Regions from separate parts of the Homo sapiens genome. Here region 1 is linked to region 2. Evidence: chromatin contacts called from ENCODE Hi-C data. All regions are on one chromosome and are shown on one strand. The core of a region is the stretch at or near the end of the contact, and the rest is flanking DNA. Distances in the headings are between cores, read along the strand shown. Region 1 has its middle 370 kb from the start of LINC01519. Region 2 has its middle 210 kb from the start of CCSER2.

Region 1 (4,494 bases), core at 567-3,066, 290 kb before region 2:
AAGTATAGCCTTAGAAATCTACTACAGTTTTGATCATGATATGTTATCATTGCTTTCTAGCTTAACTGCATATTTTATTTCCCATCTGATACTGTGATTGACTGGATTAATTTTTTGAACTAAACATTCATATTTCCTGATGAGAATGCATTTGAAAGTATTGATGGAGCTGGATTCCTGATATAAAATGTAAGTCTTATGAAATCTAAATATCTGAAATTAAATTTAAGAAAAATGGGGCTTGCAACATTCAGAAGCACAGCCTCTGGGTTTGAAGTCTGAAAAGCCCATGTAACAAGGTTGGCAAATACTTTGTGTGGGTCCCTCCCCCCATCCCTTTCTTTGACAGCACAGACACCAGGCTCAGCGGCTCTTTTTAGAGAGCCCCTGCATTATGTGCAACCTTCCCCACCACAGGCATTCAGGGATCTCTCAGCTCACTGTGGTGCATCTGTTAGTATTTACAGTTTGCCACCGGCTGTGAGAGCCAGACAGACACCAGAGAGCCACTCTGCTAAACCTGAAGAGCATTCTTATCTTATGACTTTGTCACTGTAAGTTTTCATTTTTAAAGTGCAAGAATGTTAAAACTTTATTGTTACTTATTTTTTAAAAAAATGTTTAGGAGCGATTCCACTGACCTACCTTCTCTATGATGATATTTCATTTCTGGGTTCATTGTAAAACAAGTTATTTCCTTTTTCTGCAAGCCTTAACTGTGCACCAAACCAACCCTACGTGGGCATTGACTGACTGTATTGGAGGAAAGAGCAGCATTGCAGGTACAAGGCCACTCAGGAATCAGGCCCCATGAAATCGGCACAGCTCATCTTGCTTGGCAAGATCTTCTAATTTCCAAAGCACAGAGACCTAGGAGTGGAACCATGAAATGATTCCATCATTGCCTCACACTGAGAATGTCCCTCACCTCCACAGCTCCCCTGTTTACTCACTGTGTGAACTTGAGTAAGTCATTTAACTTCTCCAGTTCCCAGTCACCTCATCTGTGAACTAGGGAAAATACTAATCCCACTGAATTGCTGGGACAATCAAGTGGGAAATGGATGTAAACACTCAGCACAGTATATGGCATATGGTAAGCAATAAACGTGAGCTTTAATTTTTGTTGTTATTGTGTTGGTGATGGCTAGACTCAGATGAGGTTTCTAGACACTCTTCAATGCTTTCTCAGATACTGAGTATTGGGAACAGTCCTGACAAACAATGTAATAGAAAAAAATGGGAAGCCTCAGGTGTGCCTGCCAGGTAAAGAAAAGGAAAAACAAAGGCACCCTATATTTCTCTCTCTAAATATATACATATTATGTATATATAATATTATACATATTATGTATATATAATATTATACATATTATATATAAAACCCACAATAACATAATTATAATTTAACCATGTATTAATATATAAGATATGAAAGCTAACATATATATGTAGATATCTGTAATTATAATAAAACTAAAAATTAATATATTATGAATATATATGTAAATATAAATATGTTATGTATTGATCCTTTCCTTGGCCTGACCTCTTTGGGGTCCCAGAACTTAAGGTATCCAATGTTGCTACTCTGGCTTTTACTTTGTAAGCTTTATATCTATGTGATTATCTGACTGTGCAACTAAGGATAATTTCTGTGTTCTTTAAGCTGGTATCATGTGTAAGGCTCTGGCAGGCTGGGAGTTAATGTAGATGACATCTGTTCACCTTGTGTCTGTTCTTATGGGCACCAAGCTCTGTTTCTGACCATCAGATCCCATACTTCTGTGGGTGACAGGCGAGGGCCCCTGCTGCAGCACCAGCTCCCTGCCAGACAAGGCTGCTTCTGTAAGCTGGTGACTCACAGACACATTCCATTCCCAAAGTGTATTTTGACCTCAGAATGTACTTGAAGAATGTTTTATTCATTTGCCAACATAAAAATCAGATTTCACAAAATTAGTAAAGCTTGTTGTTGTGATTGTGGTGGTGTTGATTATTTAATGTAAAATACAAAATTTAAGAAAATAGGTTTGGGTGTATAAATGTATATGACCCTTTCAGAAAACAACTTGGTTAAATACACACACACACACACACACACACATATACTGTCCTCTTGTTATATCAAGAATACTCAGTGAAAGACAACAAAGTTGTGATTATGTAAGATGAGTAAGTCTAGAGATCTGATGTACACCACGAGGAATATAGTTAATAATGCAATATTGTATACTGGAAATTTGCTACAAGAGTAGATGTCAGGTGCTATCACTACACACACACAAACACACACACACACACAGAGACACACACAAGGTAATCATGGAAGAAAATAGATATATTAATTAGCTTGAATGTAGTGATCACTTCACTATGCATATGTACTGTATATATATATATGTATGTTCAGTATGTATATATGATATATGTCATATCAAACATCATGTTGTACACCTTAAATATATAGAATTTTTATTGAGAAGAAGAGAAAGAAGGGAGGAAAGAAAGAAAAGAGAGGAAGAAAGAAAGGAAGGAAGGAGGGAGGGAGGGAGGGAAGAAAGAGAGAGAAAGAGAAAGAAAGAAAGAGAAAGGAAGGAAGCAGGAGGGGAGGAGAAAGGAAGGGAGGAAAGAGAAAGGAAGGAAGGAAAGAGAGAAAAGGGAAAGAAAAGAAAGAGTAGTAAGTATATTTACATACTTAAACATAGTATTTGTACTTTTAGCACTCCATCTTCAGGAAATATTTTTAAATACAGCGAAGTATTTATTTGCAGAGATATTTATTTTACTCTTATTTATTTATGAAAATGAATGTTGAAAATCCCTAAATGTTCAACAATAAGAGAATTACTAAGTAATTGATATTATTCCCATCTGCTGGACTATTATGTAGCCATTAAAGTTGTTCATAAAGAATTCATAATAACACATAATGTGAAATAAAACACAGGTAAAAAAATCATAATTAGAGCCGGCACGGTCGCTCACGCCTGTAATCCCAACACTTTGGGAGACCAAGGCAGGTGGATCACGAGATCAGGAGATCGAGACCAGCCTGGCTAACATGGTGAAACCCTGTCTCTACTAAAAATACAAAAAAAAATAGCCCAGTGTGGTGGCATGAGCCTGTAGTCTCAGCTACTCAGGAGGCTGAGGCAGGAGAACTGCTTGAAACCGGGAGGCAGAGGTTGCAGTGAGCCAAGATCACGCCACTGCACTCTAGCCTGGGCGACACAGCAAGACTCTGTCTCAAAAAAAAAAAAAAGAAAGAAAAGAAATCATAATTAGGAAAAAGTAGGCAGAGCAAAAAACTGAAAAAATGGCTCAAATGTTATTATTGCTTGTCTTTGTATAGTAAGATTATGAGTAAAATTTCTCCTCTTTCTTTTTTCTAAATTTTATAAAATACTTTTAAAAAATAGCTTTAGTTTTAAAAAAGAAAGAAAAAAGTATAAGAACTGAAGAGGAAAAGATGAGAAAAGGAAGAAAAAGGGGAGGACATTTACTTTCTCCTCTCTTCTCTTCTTGACCCTTCAAAGACCTCCACCCAGAGACTTATCCCTAGCAAGGTAATTATGCCTTGATGGATTATTTACTGCCACCAACAGAGTGTTCCCTCCACATCTAGCTACTAAACTCTTAGCATCTGGACAGGTAAAGCAGAGTTTTACTGCCTACCAGCCCCAGTGCTGAATACTCAATAAATGTTAGACTAAACTGAGCAAGACTAAACGACACTGGCCCCATCCAAATCCTTTCTTTCCAAGGGGATCTGTAGTTTCAGTCTCCACCACACATCCCTGTTGCAAAACAGGATCAAAATTTCTCTCTGCTTCTTATACTTCAGTCTTATTCATCCAAGAACTCCAATGTTTAGTCTCTTAAGTGGCCCAGTGTCTGAAGACTGCAAACCTATCCAATCCATTGGAGCATATTGTCAAAACTACAAACTATGGTTTGAGGAGGTTGAATGTAAACTCTTAGGAATTCAAAGAATGGAGCAATTCACTATATTTCACAGTTGACTCCACTGCTCTCCCACAAGATAAATTTAAGTTCCTTCTCTGCAAATCTGATAGTTATCACACATTCGCCTCTGCTCCCCAAGTCAAAGGCTTCCCTTGGACTGCTCACATTTCTGCAAATTGGTGTCTATTTGTAGCAATTTGGTTTATTATCACTGGTTCAGGGACAATTTAGAGCAGACCTTGGCAAGCTCTTATGATAACAATCTGCCCCGTTGTGCTCCTTATGGAAGACACCTGCTTTGCCAGGATGATGCATTAGCTGTGGGTGACTGAGTAAGAACATAATTAAGCTGTCAAAGTTTCCACTGGACCCTCCTGGGCCTGGGCATAGTAAATCTCAGTCAGGTCTGCCCATCTTGCATGTTGGCCACAGTGCCTGTTCAGTCAGAGGGCCCTAGTGCCTTCCTTCTGCATTTGGTATCATAAAATGTCAATGACCTAAGACATAGGTCACTTAGGAAAGAAA
Region 2 (4,713 bases), core at 590-3,089:
GAAAAGGACATTGGTCAGTCAGCTTTGCTGGACAACCTCCACAAGCTCTCAGTGGCATATGACAATAAGCACTAATTCCCATGCTTGTAAGTGTGGCCCACTGAAGACAACTGGATGCTTGTCAAGGCTGGGCTCAGCAGGTCGGCTCTGCTTCGGGCAGTGGGACTGCAGGGCTCGGCTTCCCACTGCAGGTTGGGCTCAGGCCTGCTCTATGTGTGCTTATTATGGGATCCAGGATGAAAGGGCAGCAGCTACCAGGAGGAAACGCTTCTCATTTAGGTTCAATCAGTGAAGTGCGGGGATGCAAAGCCAATCTCTCAAGCACATTGAAAGCCTCTGCTAACCCTATGACTGCTAATATTCCATTGGCCAAAGTCATCTGCCCAAACCCAAAGTCAAGGACCTGGAAGCATGCTCTGCACAGCCTGAGGCCATGGTGAGGGTGAGTGTGGGATCCTATTCCCCCTATGCCCATCCAGATGTGCAGCCTGCCTGGGGGTGCTGAGTGGTGTTTGGGGACCATGGCCTGTGGGAAGGAGGCCAAGCCCTTCTGCCTGAGCAGGGCAGCAGAGATTCCGCGCTCTGTCGGCCAATGCCCAACTAAAGACAGGAAATTCGAGGTGAGTGACACCCAGAGGTTCGGAGAGGAAATGACACCTGGAAAGCCTGGCCCTTAAGTCCAGCCTTTGCCCTGAGGGGTGGGAGCCCATAGGCCTTCCAGCTGGGTCCCCGCAGGAGAGGCCTGGAGAATGGAGGGGAGAGCACTTCGTTGTCATCTGGATCTGCCTGCAGCCCCGGTCACCTGGCTGAATCTGGGCAGGGCCAGGCCAGGCCCACCTTGGACAGGTGCCCTGCACCGCGTGGACAGGACCGAGGCTCGGGAATCCTTGCTTCCCACGGCAAATTTTCCCTCTGGAAAACGGGAGAGACAGAAACGTGTTGCACGGAAGCACCGGGAACGCGGCGCGCCCACGCTTCTGGCCCTGGCTGGGGGCGCCGTCGGGAGACCCATCCCTCATTCCGAGGGAGCCCCCCAGGACCCCCCCGCACCGCGCCCTCCCTCTCCCCTGCGCTTGAGAAGGACTTGGTGCCTCCAGGTCGCGGGAATCTTCATCACTTCTGCAGCACTGGAGGAGGGCGCCGTTTCCACCCCTCACCATAGGCTGTAGCCGCAGGCCAGGACGCTCAGCTGGCCCCGCTGGGGCGTCCTGGCAGACAAAGTCGTCAAGAGGATTTCCAAGCGCAGCGAAGTTGCCCCTCAGATGATCAGGCAGGGTCGGGGGACCCGGCCCTGGGATCCCGCGGCCCGTTAGCTAGCCTGACTCAGCCCCGGTGAGGCGGATCCGGAGCGGGAGCCGGGCGCACTCGTGTGGCCATGCCTGGGAACGCAGGTCCGGGAAATGGGCCGCCGGGAGCTCAGGACCAGCTGCCAAGACCCCAGGGAAAGAAACATCATCTGGAGGAAGGAGGCGAAGGGAGGGAGGCCCCGGGAGCCCCTTGACAGGCCTCATTCACGCTCTGCATGTTGGAAGGCCCTTGACAGAACTGAATCTTTTATGATGGCCAGAGATGCATCCCCTTTGAAAGGAGGGCTGCCAGGTAGCACAGCCCTGCATCCTGTTCCCCAAGTTTCCCTTTCCCCTGGGGACTCACTGAGCACCTAGTCACCCCACGGCTTTGCTCTCCCTTGGGAGCTCTAGCCTGAGTCCGGTGTGAGGCTCCTCCAAGGCTGCCCTGAAGATTTGGAGGCAGCCTAAGAGACATAGCCCAGGGTAACAGGAAACAAGACAGTAACAGACAACTAAGCCCTGTGGAATCCATTCATTCCACAGGAGGTGGGGCGTGACCACCATGAGCTAGCCACCCTGGAAGGCTCTGAAGCTGTGTCCTTTGCACGCTACAGGAGGCTTTTGAATTCGACCACCAAAATTCAGACTTACCAAAGGGCAAACCCCACAGTGAGTCCTCTGCTCAGCAGGGGGCTTCTGGGTTCCTTCCCTGCTTTAAGCCCAGAAAGAGACCTCACATACTTCTGGCTCCCCAGCCCTATGCACCTCTGACGTGAGAACTCACATTTAATGGGGAGTTACTGTGTGGGAGGCACACACTCCCTTCTGATCATTTGGGTGGGCACTGGTCCTACCCAGTTTCATTCAAGAATTGGAGTGTGACTGATGTGGTTTGGCCATGTCACCACCCAAATTTCATCCTGAATTCTCAGTTATTGTGGGAGAGACCTGGTGGGAGGTAACTGAATCATGGGGGCAGGTCTTTCCCGTGCTGTTCTTGTGATAGTGAATAAGTCTCGTGAGATCTGATGGTTTGAAAAACAGAGTCTCCCTGCACAAGCTCTCTTCTCTTGTCTGCCACCATGTGAGACCTGCCTTTCACCTCCTGCCATGATTGTGAGGCCTCCCCAGCCATGTGGAACTGTAAATCCATTAAATCTCTTTCTTTTGTAAATTGCCCAGTCTCAGGTATCTCTTTATCAGCAGCATGAAAACGGACTCATACAGTGACCTTAGATGTGCTAAGAGTAAACTGGAAATTTTGAAGAAGTTCATCCAGGCAGATTGCCTTCACATTTTGGCCAGCTGCCTGGGAGCTTGATGCCATCTTTTGGATTTAGCCCAAGATTCTCAAACTTGTGATCAGTTATACTCCAAGGAATCCATAAAGGAATTTTGCTTTATTTAGTCATTTCATGGAGCATGGCGCACTGGGATATGTTGACAGTCATTTGATGTGATTGTGAGTTTGTTATTGATATAATTAGTGCAGCCAGAGAAAAGCAGCTAAAACTTCTGGGAAATTGACTCGTAATATTGTAACACATAATATAGGGGAAAAAGCAGAACCACAATAATGATTGGGGACTTGTGGTTCCTGTGCGCTTGAAGATGTGTGTGCTTGGGATTTTGATAATTTACAAAGCTTTATGCCCTCATCTCTCTGCTTTCCAGCCTTTTTAAGATCTGAAAGGAAATTTGCAAATTGGCTTCTGAAAACTATAACTGATACATCAGCAAATCAGAGCTGGCCTTGGTGAGTGAAGTCCAAATGCTGGGGCCCAGACCTGGACCCCAGTGATGGAAGGAGCACTGTATACCTGGAGACCAAAGAATCCTTTTCAAAAGAGACACCCACTTCAGGTGCAGGGGTGGCTCATTCTACTTCTGAGAAACAAACTTGCCTTCCCCCTGCCCCTCCTTTCCCATTGTTGACAACACCCCCACCCCAATCCCTGGCCTGCTGACACAGAGAACGTGTCCCAACTGGCAGAGCAAAGTTGTTTGGAGCCACTGAACACTTTAGCCAAATTCTTCAACTCTAAGCTAGCCTGCATCTAGAAGACAAAGACAACTGTTCTCCCATAATAACACAAAAGGTTCTTAGGGTTTTGGGGCATTACCCGTGGTGACCAGAGTGCCTAGTCCACCTCTCTGGAGCCAGGAAGAGAGAGAAATACTCTCTCTAGAGTATTTCTTCTATCTCTAGACGTGAAAGAAATACAGTGCCAGCCACATACTCAATTTTAAATTTTTTAAAAGTCCCATTTTATAATGTGAAAAGAAATAAGTAAAATTAATAACTTATTTTTTATTAATCCAGCATGAAATAATTTATTTCAAGATGTAATGAGTATAACAATTATTAATGAGATATTTTTCCTTTTTTATATGAAATCTGCTGTGGATTTTATATTTCCAGGGCATCTCAGTTCAGACCAGCTGCAATTTAAGTGCTCAGGAGCCACATGTAACCTGTGACTGCCTTATTGGACAGCGCAGGTCTAGAGTACATCTCTGGAGCTCATGGAACAACAGAGCACTGTCACTGCCACCACCCAAAGTCCAAACCAAGGGGCCAGGCCCTCAGCGCTGCCTTCGAAACATAACTGAACCAAAACTACCACAAATGTGGGTGGTGCCTGGGCCCGAAAGACCTAGTGGATAGCATTTGCTGAAAGCCTTCATGGGTCATTCTCATCCCAGGAATGACTGCTTGGGGAAAGGCTGAGCCAGGGCCCCTATATAAACAAGCATACTTGTTCCATCGGGACCCTTGGTTGGCTTTTCCAGGTAAATGAATGTCCACAGGAGGGCACCTACAACATCTTTAGTGCCATTGTTGTTGAATTAAAAATGAAGTCCAAGGCTGGTCTTGTGATGGATTAATCGACTTTTTATTGTGCAATAAGCAATGGAACACACATTTCCTTCTTAGCCTTGGCTGCCAGGAAACTCAGAGCCAAGTAGGTTCTCAGTTAAAAACTATTGCCTCAGCTATTCCTCCATTATGATATGGTTGTTTTCCTTTCACTTTTATTTTAATACTTTGAGGATTTGACAGGGTTTCCATCTTCTGAAACTTCAAGCAACTGTAAATCATTTTTAGAAATGGGCGGGGTACGTATAAGGAAGGTTTCAGATTTTACCACTAGATGGCAGCATTGTACAATAGACTACCGCCTTCAGCCTCCCGCCGGCCCTCCCCACTATCGCTCCGGCCTATTCCACTCCTTTAATAGCTCTATGACTTGGGCCATTGACTTTTAACACTCTGAGCCTCTCCTCTGTTTTATCATGTGAAAAAGGAAATGCTATTGTGAAAACGAACTGAGATGAAATATAGCTGGAGATGTAGTAGTAGCCTTGTGATTAAGTGCATGGATTCTGATGCAGATGACCTGGTTTCAAATTCTATTTCGCC

Evidence for each region. Hi-C counts contacts between places; a loop is a spot of excess contacts on that map. Pooled maps may share reads with other maps.
Region 1: a loop to region 2 is called in a map of mammary epithelial cell, with 6 times the contacts of the local background. The contact joins two enhancer-like sites. A Hi-C loop is called at or near these places in 1 of 168 maps with a recorded cell type or tissue (mammary epithelial cell), 3 of 37 single-sample maps with no recorded cell type and 4 of 50 pooled maps.

Annotation. Positions count from the first base shown.
Region 1 is chr10:84,822,858-84,827,351 of GRCh38, reverse strand. No RefSeq gene overlaps it. Among named protein-coding and RNA genes, the nearest start is that of LINC01519, 370 kb to the left of the region's middle. RefSeq lists an enhancer at 2,778-2,947. Within about 2 kb of position 1,816, at least 2 of the 41 ENCODE cell types and tissues checked have a DNase peak (open chromatin) inside an H3K27ac peak, as active enhancers do.
Region 2 is chr10:84,537,342-84,542,054 of GRCh38, reverse strand. No RefSeq gene overlaps it. Among named protein-coding and RNA genes, the nearest start is that of CCSER2, 210 kb to the right of the region's middle. RefSeq lists an enhancer at 4,346-4,713. Within about 2 kb of position 1,839, at least 2 of the 41 ENCODE cell types and tissues checked have a DNase peak (open chromatin) inside an H3K27ac peak, as active enhancers do.